Regions from separate parts of the Homo sapiens genome. Here region 1 is linked to region 2. Evidence: chromatin contacts called from ENCODE Hi-C data. All regions are on one chromosome and are shown on one strand. The core of a region is the stretch at or near the end of the contact, and the rest is flanking DNA. Distances in the headings are between cores, read along the strand shown.

What was found. Hi-C counts contacts between places; a loop is a spot of excess contacts on that map. Pooled maps may share reads with other maps.
Region 1: a map of PC-9 shows a loop between it and region 2 (7-fold over the local background). The contact joins the promoter of LINC00677 here to the enhancer-like site in region 2. A Hi-C loop is called at or near these places in 3 of 168 maps with a recorded cell type or tissue (PC-9, gastrocnemius medialis and heart right ventricle) and 10 of 50 pooled maps.

What each region holds. Positions count from the first base shown.
Region 1 is chr14:103,121,609-103,127,629 of GRCh38, reverse strand. It overlaps LINC00677 (long intergenic non-protein coding RNA 677), which reads left to right and starts at 4,721. Exons shown (of 2, transcript NR_138038.1): 1 at 4,721-5,021. It overlaps TNFAIP2 (TNF alpha induced protein 2), which reads right to left and starts at 4,169. Exons shown (of 12, transcript NM_006291.4): 1 at 3,679-4,169; 2 at 938-1,320; 3 at 1-625. The coding sequence starts at 1,172. RefSeq lists silencers at 3,878-3,927, 4,228-4,507 and enhancers at 4,172-4,705, 4,706-5,238.
Region 2 is chr14:103,073,142-103,078,897 of GRCh38, reverse strand. No RefSeq gene overlaps it. Among named protein-coding and RNA genes, the nearest start is that of LBHD2, 8.2 kb to the left of the region's middle. RefSeq lists a silencer at 2,850-3,299 and an enhancer at 3,493-4,084. Within about 2 kb of position 3,702, at least 25 of the 41 ENCODE cell types and tissues checked have a DNase peak (open chromatin) inside an H3K27ac peak, as active enhancers do; they include PC-9, gastrocnemius medialis and heart right ventricle, where a contact is called at or near this core.

The DNA.
Region 1 (6,021 bases), core at 3,472-5,971, 48 kb before region 2:
TTGGGGTAGAGGTTCTGCACCCAGAGCAGCAGCATGTAGGTGTCGCGCTCGCACAGCTCGAACTGCGCCACGGCGGCCAGGTGGGCCGCGAAGTGCTGGTGGTAGCTCTCGGCGTAGGCCGCCACGACGCCGAACTCGGCGGGGAACAGCGGCTTCAGCCGCTCCACCACGGCCTCCAGGTCCTCCTTCATGGTGCGGCCCAAGTGCAGAAAGACGCTCTCGGGGACCTCGGCGCCCGCGGCCGGCCGCTGGCCCATGCGCTCCTCGGCCGCCTCCGCCACGCCGCGCCGCCACAGCTGCAGCCAGCGCCGCGGGCGCGTGGCCGCCAGCCCCGAGGTCCCCGGCCCCGCCGCCGCCGCCTGGCGGTCCTCGCGCTCCTGCTCCGCCACCACGGCCAGCGCCTGGCGCAGCCGCTCGGGCGGCGCCTCCAGCGGCCGCCGCAGCACGCCCAGCACCTGGTCGCGCAGCAGCTCGTACAGCGCCTCCACCTTGCTCTGGCGCCGCACCAGCTCCTCCTCGCTCACACCGCCCGCCGCCGCCGCCGCCGCCAGCTCCCGCTCCAGCGCCAGCAGCGGCCGCGCCGCCTCCAGCTGCCCGCGCTCCAGCGCCGCCTTCAGCTCCTCCACTGCGCCGGGAAAGCCGCGTCAGCCCCGGCCCCAGCCCACCGCCCACCGGGCGGGGCGGCCAGCGCCAAGCGGGACCGTCCTCCCCTAGACGCGCACAGGGCCGGCGGCCAACACCCTAAAGGGTGATGTCGGTGTCCCTGACTAGGCTGAAGGCCTCCCAGCCCCCCAGATTGCGGCACAGGTGAAAGCAGGGAGACAGACGCGCCTTCCAGCCCCACTTGCCGGCCCACTGTGCAAGTGGCTCACTCACGCGGATGAGCGCCAACCCCGTCCAGGCCCCAGACTAGCTCTAACCCAGGGTCCTAGAGCACCTGTGGGGGGCGGGCCATCCAGCCCCTGCCTGGACCCGGCTGCGTCCTCGGGCTCCGCTGAGCTGGGCTGACCCTTCTTCTTCTTCCCTTTGGTGAAGACGCAGAACACATTGGCCAGGCCTTTGGACTTCTTCTTCTTCTCCTTCTTCTTCTTCGCCGCCTCTTCCTCCTCCCTATATGGGGCTGCCCCAGCCTCCAGGGGTGGCACCAGGTCCTCAGAGGAGGCCTCCGACATGGAGGCCTCTGACTCTGCCTCTGATGTGGACTGCAACTTTTGGGGGCCTCTAGGCAAGTCGAGGGTGCCTGGCACAGGCTGATGGCTCTAGAGGCCTTGGAAGAAGGTCATCATCTTCAGCATCACCCTGGTTCAGGCCTGCAGGCTCCTGCGGGGTGGGGGTGAAGGCATCAGTGGTCACCATGGACCGGCCCTGGCTCCCAGGCTGGACACACAGCTATGCTGGCTGCATTGAGTACACTCAGTCTGTTTCACCCATTCAGCCACCGGGGCTCTGCTCATCTCCTGGCCCAGATGAGCACCAACAACTGTGCTTCCTCCCTGGCCACGAGCATCTCACCATCTACAGCTCCCCTTCCAATACTTCACAGCCCCAGAAGCAAGGAAGAGGCTGGGGACGCCAAGCCCGCCACACAGAGGGGGACTTTCACTTTACTTGGGCAAATCCTTCCCTGCCAGCCCACCCTCTGGGCAGGAAGCAGGCAATGGACACCTCCCTGGATCCCACGGGACCCTAGGGAAGAGGCGGGGCATGGGCTCTGTCCCTTTGGACAGAGCAGGAACAGAGGTCCAGAAAGGTCTGGGACATGCCGGGGTCTAGAACACCAGAACCGGCCTGAGACTGGAACCCAGCCTCCTCCTGCCCAGACCCAGCCCCTCTGCCATCTTGTCCAGTTCTGATCCAGCGGTGGGGTCACAGAAACACAGCTGCTCCAGCTGGGCCATGAAAGGGGCAGAGCCTGACCAGGATCTACAGAAGCCACAGTGGGTGGGACCTCAGACAGCCTTTCACACATCACTGGGGCAAGGGGCTCAGCAAGTCACAGGGCGGCCTGAAGTCACACAGCAACTCGGGTCCAGAACCCAGGCTTCCTGGCTCCCACCCCCTCCCAAATGGGATCGTAGCATCATCACAAAGGCTTCCAGTTTCTGCAGCCTTCCTGGGTGCCCATCCCATCTCTTCCTTTCTCTCATCTGGAAGGGTGTTATTTCGGCTTAAACTGTCCCTATAGTCAATAGCTTGGGCTTGGAACTCAGGCCACCCGGTCCCAGAGCCCAGCTTTCCCCTGCCTCCACATCCCCAGCTATCCTGCAAGCTACATCCAGAGAGGCAAGACCCGAGCTTCCCCAGAGTCCCTGCCCAGCACCTGACCATTGTCAGAGCAAGGCCAGGTCCACTGGAGAAGAGCATGGCTGATCTGAAAGGGGGAAGCAGGCAGGGGCTGGGCCTCCCCAAGAACTGGGGTGACCTGTAACCTTGATGCCACCTGTCTGCCCCACCCCAAGACTAAATGCATGCAGCCTTGTCTCATGTATCATGGTAACTTCAAGTGACCCCTGAAACAGCCCTGCAAGGCAGGCAGGATGATCCACCATCCAGAAGGAGAAACTGAGGCTGAGTAGGAGGTGTTTGCCCCAAGCACAGCAGCCATGGAGGCTCAGACTGGGCCCATCCGACTCTTCCCATGGCCCCGCTGCCTCCACCAGCCCCACTACCCTGTCCCCATCCTGGAGGGGCTTGGCCAGAGCCACCTGAGGGACAGGAAGCCTGGGCTCCTCCCACCCCCAGCCCCTGCCATGCTCACCCAGTGCCCTGGGCAGAGTCCCACACTCCTGGATGGCACTGGCCTCCCTAGTGCCATTTGGGTTGAGCATTCCACTCCAGGACCAAGAGGGGCATGCTCCAGGGAGCCCCAGGGGCAAGGCCATGGGGCACCTCTGCTCCCCACCCGGTGCCCCAACTTCGCTTCCCAGCCCCTCTCAGGTGCATGCCTAGCACCCGCGGGAGCTGGTCTGTCTGGCAGGGCCACTCAGCCCCACCCTGGGTGCCCAGGCCCCACCTCTGCCATTCTCCTGGGGTGGGGGAGGGTGGCCCTTACCAGCAATGCTCCCTGCCAGCCTCACCTCAGCCTTCCCTGTCCCACCCCACATGTACTAGGCTCTGTCCCACCTCCAGGCACAGCTCCCGCAGGACCCCCACAGCATCACCGCCTTCTCCCCTCTGTGACACGAAACCCAGAGCGCCTGAAGGTCCTGCTGCAGCCCCCTGGGCCTCGCCCCAGGTCTCCGCTCTCCGAGGCAGCTGGTGCCATGGAAAGAGAAACGCTTTCGGTGTGGGCTCAGCACACTTCTCACTAGTGTGTGGACTGCACACCTCCTTCCTTCACAAGCCGCCGTTTCCCCGTCTTTGAAAAGGGGATGAGGACCCCCACCCCACAGTGCTGCTGAGGGGATGTGGCCAAACCGCACAGCCAAGTGCTGGGCGCCTAGCTGGGCCTCAGTGGGGGTGAGTCTCCTGTGTCCTGAGTCTGTCCTGCAGGCAGCAGCGAGCCGGTGCAGCCAGAAAGGAAGAAGGGGAGGAGGGGCGTTCCTTTGAGCCTTGCCGCTGGTTGGGCCCACTGAGGCAGGAAGGGGCCTGCTGGGAGGCTCGTAGAGGGGTCACAGCCAGTGGCTCAACAGCGCCCCCCAGCCTCCTGCTGCCCGGCCTCTCCTCAGGTCCACTGACCTGGCTCGCCTTCCCCGTCAGGGCTGATGTCCACACACCTCCCGGGAGCTCGCTGGGCCCGGCTCCTTCAGTCCTGGGCAGGATGTGGAAGGCGCACCCATCCCCCGATGAGGACACCCGGGCACGGGCGAGGAAGTGACTCGGCCTGTGTCGCCCGGCCGGGGAGTCACGCCGGACCTGGGGCCTTTCTGCTGTAATGGAGGGGAGACCCCTGCGCCTGCCCCAGCCCCGCCCTCCCTGCCTCTGGCAGGCCCGGGCCCTCAGCCAGCCTTGGCCCCTCTGCGCCCGGACGCGCGGACGCTGGGCGCGCCAGGGCCTCAGTTTCCCTGGAAGCGTCCAGCCCCCTCCTGTCCCCGCCGCGGCGACAGGCTCTTTCCTCGGGGAATCCGGCCTGGCCTCGGGGTAGGGGCGGGCGAGAAGCCGCGCGGAGCGGCGGGGAATGGACGTGTGGAAGCGGAGGTCACTTACCGTGTCCCGGCCTGGCCGCCACTGTCCTGGCCCGGGTTCCGCAAGGCCTGAAATAGTCGCAGAGTCAGCCCCGCCCCGCCCGCCCCTCCTTCCCCGCCCCGCCGCAACCGCGGAAAACCCGCGGGCGGAGGCCAAGGCCCAGCGCGGCCCGGCTGTGTCCCTGCGTCCCAGGGGCTGGGCGCGCCCGGCCTGCCCAGCGGGGGATGCGGGGCGCTGTCACTTCCTCCCAGCAGCCGGGCAGGGGCGGGGGGCTGGCCGCGCGTCGCATGGTATGTGGAGTTCGGGGGACGGCACGGGGACGACGGGGTTGTCAGGCGCGGAGCCATTGTCCGACGACGGCTCCTGATAGGCCGCCTGGATGGGGCGCGCTTGGCCGCGTTCCCGCGTCACACACCGGCTCCAGCTGCGGGAGAGCCCGTCCCACCCCAACTCCCCAGCCGCCCCTCTGAAGTGTTCCGGTGTCACCGTGGCCACAAGGAGGCAGGGGACGGGGGCTTCCTGAAGGAGGCCCCCTAAGGGGAAGGGGGCTACAAGGCTGGCCAGAGTGCTGGCCGCGCGGCTGTGCACAGGGCCTTGAGCCCCTCCGGTCGTCAAGCCTTGCTTGAAATGCGTAAATGCGGAAAGGTGAAGTGGCTGACCCGGCTCACACCACTTTAAGTAGCGGAGTGGGGTTCCTAGCCAGGCCTATGGGACTCCCACTGGAGCCTTTCCCCCTCTGGGGCTGGGGCTGGACCCACAGGCTGCCGGAGCAGGCAGAAGGGGAGGGGCCCAAGGCCCAGACTCCAGGGCCTCGTCTGGATCATCAACCCGGCTTTGCCCATTCAGCGCAGGCCTCCGTTTCCAGGCCTGTCTCCCCATCCACACCGTCTCTCAGGGTTTGTTTTGGGAGATGTGGGGGTGGGGCATGTGGGGAGGATGGAAAGGGGCTGTGAAGGGAACCCACTGGAGATTCACTTCCTTCCTTATTTCACACTCTAGGCTAGGAATTCCTGCCCTCTGGAAAGGACCCAGACATTTAGGAATTTCCCGCTGGGCAGGGGCTTCCCTCCTGCCTCACTGGGGCCTCTGCTCCTCCCCTCTTTTGTTTGGCCTCTTTCCCCGCCCCCTGATCACTCCGCCACCCCTTCTGCAGCCTAGTAACAGGTCTTCCAGGACCAGGGGGGCCAGCGGAGTGGGGGCGGCTGTGGGTTCAGGTGCCCTGGGAACTGAGAACTTCCTCTTCCAGAGTGCTGGCCAAGCGCCAGGTTTGCACTCGGATTGCCATCCATCATCCTGTCTCTGGGGAACCTGTGGGGGAGCGGATGCGGGAGGCCGCCAGGATGCAGGATGGGGCGTTAAGGCTGCCAACCCCACCCCTTCTCTCCTAGGACTCCAGGGATGACATTTTTCAGATGAGTCCACAGAGCCGCGGTGTCCCGGGGCTGGGAGGGTCCTTCCACCGGCACCGCGCAGATGGAGTTCATCCACACAGGGGCGATGAGGATACGGGCTGAGGGGCCCTGGCCGGTGGCTGCCTTCACGGCTGGCTGCTGTGGCCTCATTGTGCAATCCCCACAAGCCTCTCCTGCCAGACTCTGTTCCCCCACCCCACCCCCTCACCCCCCCTCCCATTCCCAAGCAGATCGGGAAATTGCTCGGGAAGTCTGCATCTGCCAGGAGGGCGTTGTCAGGCCTTAGGCCCCACTGTCCCCTCGAAGGCAGCCCCTGGTCTCCACGGGCTTTGCAGGGCTGAGGCGGGGCTGCCACCCTTGTCCCCCACTGACGGCAGTGGCCCGCCCAGAGCACCGGCTGGGGATTGGGAAACGAGGCTGCTGCCTTGGACTTGTGTCTGCACCAGTCACTTCCCCTCTCTAAGCTCAGGCATGAGGGTCAATG
Region 2 (5,756 bases), core at 2,453-4,952:
ACCCTCTCCCAGCCCTGCTCCCCAGCCTCCACACCTTCCAAAGCTTGAACAGGCTGCTCACGGTGGCTCATGCCTGTAATCCCAGCACTTTGGGTAGCTGAAGTAGGAGGATCACTTAAGCCCAGGAGTTCAAGACCAGCCTAGGCAATATAGTGGACCACAAAAAATACGAAAAAAATTATCTGAGTGTGGTGGTGCATGCTGGTAATCCCAGCTACTGAGGAGGCTGAGTTGGGAGGATCACTTGAGCCCAGGAGGTTGAGGCTACCGTGAGCCGTGATTGCCCTACTACTGCATTTTCCAGCCTGGGCGATGAAGTGAGACCATCTCAAAAAAAAAAAAAAAAAAAAGAACGGAGGTGAGGGCGGCATCTGCATCTACTGGGGTGCTCCACTGGAAGCGGAAAGCCTGGCCCTGGGCCAGAAAGGCTTGCTCTCAGTACCCTCTTGTGGCCGTCTTGGAGTAAGACACCGCAGACTGCCTGGGCAACATCAAGGACTGCGCAGTGACAATACACCACTTCGGTGTTTTACCTGCATGTCTCTGCTACATATAATCCTTCCTTCCTTCCTCCCTTCTTCCTTCCTTCCTTCTTTCTCTCCCTCCCTCCCTCCCTCCTTCCTTCCTTCCTTTGGGTGTTTTATATGCATGTCTCTGCTACATATAATCGTTCCTTCCTTCCTCCCTTCCTCCCCTTCCTCTGCTTCCCTCCTTCCTTCCTCTCTGCTACTCCCTTCCTTCCTTTTTTTCTTTCTTCCCTTCTTTCTTTTTTTTTTTTTAACAGATGCAGCCTTGCTGTTTCCCAATCTGGCCTCGAACTCCTAGGCTGAAGAGATCCTCCCACCCCGGCCTCTGGAGTAGCTGGGACTGCACAGGCTCATGCCACCAGGCTGGGCCATGTGAGCACTGTGGCCCTATGCCACAGGATCGTGATGATCCTCTGACAGGGCAGGTCCAGGACCAACTCCTGTGCCCCTTGGCAGACTGGCAGGCAGGGGGTCCTAAATAAATGACCCTGGGGCCGGGCGCGGTGGCTCACGCCTGTAATCCCAGCACTTTGGGAGGCCGAGGCGGGTGGATCACGAAGTCAGGAGATCGAGACCATCCTGGCTAACACGGTGAAACCCCGTCTCCACTAAAAATACAAAAAATTCTCCGGGCGTGATGGCGGGCGCCTGTAGTCCCAGCTACTCCGGAGGCTGAGGCAGGAGAATGGCGTGAACCTGGGAGGCGGAGCTTGCAGCGAGCGGAGATCGCGCCACTGTACTCCAGCCTGGACGACAGAGGGAGACTCTGTCTCAAAAACAAAAAATAAATAATAAATAAATAATAAATAAATAAATAAATAACCCTGGTGGAGGTTGGAGGGGCCAGGCGGGTGGATGGAGAGTGAAAGAAGAAGGTGACTGGAAGAGGCCTCCAGCCTCTCCTGGGACTATCTCACCCTGCTAGGAAGCCCTGGTGCAAGGACTTCCAGCTGTCTTCTCCCACACTAAATCCCCAGCCCCTAAGTATTGGTTGACAGCAGTTTCCAGACGTTTCCCTCTGGATGTGTTACAAATCACCCAGTTTCAGAGGGGTTTTTTATGGCCAGGAGCAGTGTCTCACGACTGTAATTTGGAAGGCCAAGGCGGGCAGATCGCTTGAGCCCAGGAGCTCGAGACCAGCCTGGGCAACATAGTGAGATCCCCCCCATCTCTAAAAAATTATTATTTTTTTTAAAAAGTAGGCTGGGCACGGTGGCTCACACCTGTAATCCCAGCACTTTGGGATGCGGAGGCGGGTGGATCACGAGGTGAGGAGTTGAAGACCAGCCTGGCCAAGATGGTGAAACCCCGTCTCTACTAAAAATACAAAAATTGGCCGGGCGCGGTGGCTCACGCCTGTAATCCCAGCACTTTGGGAGGCCGAGACGGGCGGATCACGAGGTCAGGAGATTGAGACCATCCTGGCTAACACAGTGAAACCCCGTCTCTACTAAAAATACAAAAATTAGCCGGGCGTGGTGGTGGGCGCCTATAGTCCCAGCTACTCAGGAGGCTGAGGCAGGAGAATGGCGTGAACCGAGGAGGCAGAGCTTGATGTGAGCCAAGATCACGCCACTGCACTCCAGCCCAGGCGACAGATAGAGACTCCATCTAAAAAAAAAAAAAATTAGCCAAGCACGGTGGCTCTCGCCTGTAATCCCAGCATTTTGGGAGGACCATGCGGGCGGATCATCTGGAGGTCACGAGAGAGAGACCAGCCTGAGCAACACGGTGAAACCCCTCTCTACTGAAAATACAAAAATTCGCCGGGCACGGTGGTACACGCCTGTAGTCCCAGCTACTCGGGAGGCTGAGGCAGAAGAATTGCTTGGACCTGGGAGGTGGAGGTTGCAGTGAGCCGAGATCGAGCCACTGCACTCCAGCCTGGGCGATAGAGGCAGACTCCGTCTCAAAAAAGAAAAAAAAAAAGGAGCCAGGAGTGGCGGCGCCTGTAGTCCCAGCTACTTGGGAGGCTGAGGTGGGAGGATCACTTGAGCCCGGAGAGGTTGAGGTTGCATTGAGCCGTGATCGCATCACTGCACTCCAGCTTGGGTTACAGAGCAAGACCCTGTCGAAAAAAAAAATACGGTTTCAGTTTTTTATTTTTTGGTGGGTTTTTTTGTTTGTTTGTTTTGGGACGAAGTCTCGCTCAGTCGCCCAGGTTGGAGTGCAGAGTGGCGTGATCTCAGCTCACTGCAACCTCCGCCTCCCAGGTTCAAGCGATTCTCCTGCCTCAGCCTCCTGAGTAGCTGGGATTACAGGCACCCACCACCACGCCAGGCTAATTTTGTATTTTTAGCAGAGACGGGGTTTCACCATCTTGCTCAGGCTGGTCTCGATCTGCTGACCTCAGGTGATCCGCCCGCCTCGGCCTCCCAAAGTGCTGGGATTCCCGGCGTGAGTCCCGCGCCCGCCCGGGGTGTTTGGATGTCGTCCTAAGAGGCTCCACCCACAGGGGCAGCCCCGGGGCGCGGCTGCGGGGCGCGGCCTCGGCTCCGGCTGAGGGTCTGCCCTCCTAGTGGGAGTTGCGGAGAGGAGGCGCCGCGGAGCGGAGCGGGACCAGGCCCGGGGAAACGCGGCCGGAGGCGGGGCGTCGGCAGGAGGGGCGGTGCTAACGGCCCCGGGTTCCCGGTGCTCCAGCGCCCCCTCCCGGCTCGAGAGAGGAACGCCCGACCACGTCCCTCGGCGGCCGCGGGCGGAGGAGCCGGGCGACACTCCTGTCCCCCTCGCCGCCGCCTCCAGCCTCCCCCGGCACAGCCGGAGAGAATGAGGCTCCAGGCAAAGCCAAGCAGGATCCAGGGCCGGGGCCCGCGCGGAGCCGACACCCTGCTCATAGGAAAGCGAGGCTTGCTTCCCATTGCACGGAAGGGGAAGTCGAGGCCCGGGCGCTTGCTGGTCCGGCGCAGGGAGCTCGGCTCCGGCGCGGAGCGGGGAGGGGGATCGGGCTCAGCGGGGGCCCGATCTAGGCGACTAGGAGCGCCCATCCCGGGACTGCAGCCAGGCGGTCTGGGAGGGGGTGCTGTCCTTAATTTCTGGCTTGAAGGACAGGTGACCCGGGACAGGTGGAGACGGAAGTGAGAGGGGCAGCCAGGTGATGGGGACGGCGCATGCAAGAACCCAAAGGCCGGGAGCATGGGGCTACTGCCGACACCAGAGGCTAGTCCCACCCGGTGTTGACCTGGCAACCAGCCGGGGAGGAAGGGAGCTGTCTGAGGCCACACCCGACGCCCACCGGTGTCACCCGGAGCTGAGGTCATCCGGCCCGCCCTGGGCTGGCAGAGTTCAGCCTGCCCCACCCTCAGCCCGCCCACCGCAGGGGACCTTGCTTGTCGCCTGCCCTACTTGGCCCCACTTTAACCCTGGTGCTGTGCACACAGACAGGCCTGGCAGGGCTCAGGTCTCAGGCGGAGGGTCAGGGTTGTAACTTCCAGAGCCTCTGAGGACTCCTCACTGCTGAGGGCAGCAGCTGGCAGCCTCCAGCTGGGAAGCTCTGGGGATGGCCAGGTCCTGCCGTGTGGCCAGCACAGTCTCACCTCACTAAGGGGCAGCTCCTGTTCACAGAGGTGGGCAAGGTCCTGCTGCCAGGCACGTGCTAAATGAGCACTAATTGTCGTGGGCCACCTTTGTGTAACAAACATTAACTCTAAAGTGTGTGCCCCTTCTTAAAAAGTCCTCCTTAGTACGGTGGTGGGTAAGACGGAAATGGTATGTGTGTGTATAGTGCACAAGTGTGCTGGAGAGCTACGCCATAATCCTAGCTCAGCTCACACCGCATGTCCTGTGAGCAGGCACTCTCCAGGCAATTGGCCTGAAACCAGATGGCTTCACTGAATCATGGAAGCCCTATAAAGATGGCGTAGTATCCCATTTACAGGGAGGAAACCAGGGACCGAGAGGCTGAAGAGCCTGCCTGGGGTCACAGAGCTTGTGAGGGGAGAGCTCCGTCCTGGAGTGCACCATGACACTGTGCACTGGGCTGCGGGGCCCCGGAGGCAGGAAGGTGCCGGGGTGGGGAGACACCCCGTCACTGCAGCTACATTGACACTGGCCACACCCCAGCTGGGGCCTGGAGACCTCCAGTCCCAGGACAGCACTGGGGCGGTACAGGAACACATACTGAGACTGGGAGGGAAAGAGGCTTGCCCTGGAACCACAGCTGGAGAAGCCCAGAGCCAAGGGAGGAACCCCCAAGGCCAGCGGCCCACAGGGGAGCCCTGTTGCCCTCCCTCTCCTCCTGCACCAGGGGCGCTGAGCCCTGCGGACAGGCATGATGGGTGCTGGGCCCGCAAATCATGCAGAACCCGCCCACACCCCAGCAGCCACAGGTTGAACTGATTCTTGCTGAGCTCTAAAAGCCTCCAAGGGAATCCCCTGAGCCCTAGGGGCAAAGATGTGACTGTGGCCGCCAGGGAGATAGGGGTCCAGCCCTTCATGGCCCTGGCCCCACCTGCGGGGGTTTGGGGTAGGATTCAAGGCCCGGCTAGCCTCAGTCCCGCATCATGGCTGCAGGGTGGGGCCTGACATCCTGGGCCCTGCCCTGCCTCTGTGCCCCAGAGCAGTCAGGGAGAACGGATGCCTGAGGCTAGGCTGCTTGTGCGCACTCTGTCCTGGCCTGGGCACCCATTTCCCCGGCATCCCGTCTCCCCCAGCCCCGGCCTCCCAGCAGTCAGGTCACTCAGTCATGCAGGCCAACATTTCCTCCCAGCGAGCGGTCACCAGACTCAGTGCCAACACTGCGCCCGAGGGGTGTGCAGCCTGGGTTGGCTGGGTGGGGTGTAAAGGTGGAGAAAGGTCCAAAGCGCTGGTGGGAGGGGTGGCCTCTGAGACAGTCTCTGTGCAAAGGCCTGGCATCCCGGCCTCAGGCTACCCGACCCAGTGAGCTGGGTGTCCAAGGCCATGTAGGGAGATTATCCTCTGAATGCTGGGGAGGGATAGGAGCCAGACCCACGATGGTGGTGACTGATGGAGACCTGGGGTGTGGAGTACCCCTACCCCCGCTCAGTGCAGAATCTCACGCTGGCCTCTCAGCCTTGCATGGTGGGGCCGAGGTGTTACCCATTAACAGATGAGTAATAATCTGCTGATGAGTGTATGATCTGCCCCTGGCTCAGACAAGGGAGGTGGTGGACTGGCCATGGCAGCTGTCCAGACTTGATATCACCCTGAACGTCCCCAAACCTCCCTCCCTCCACTCTTGCTTCGCCCTGACCAGAGATGGAGGGTGGTGCT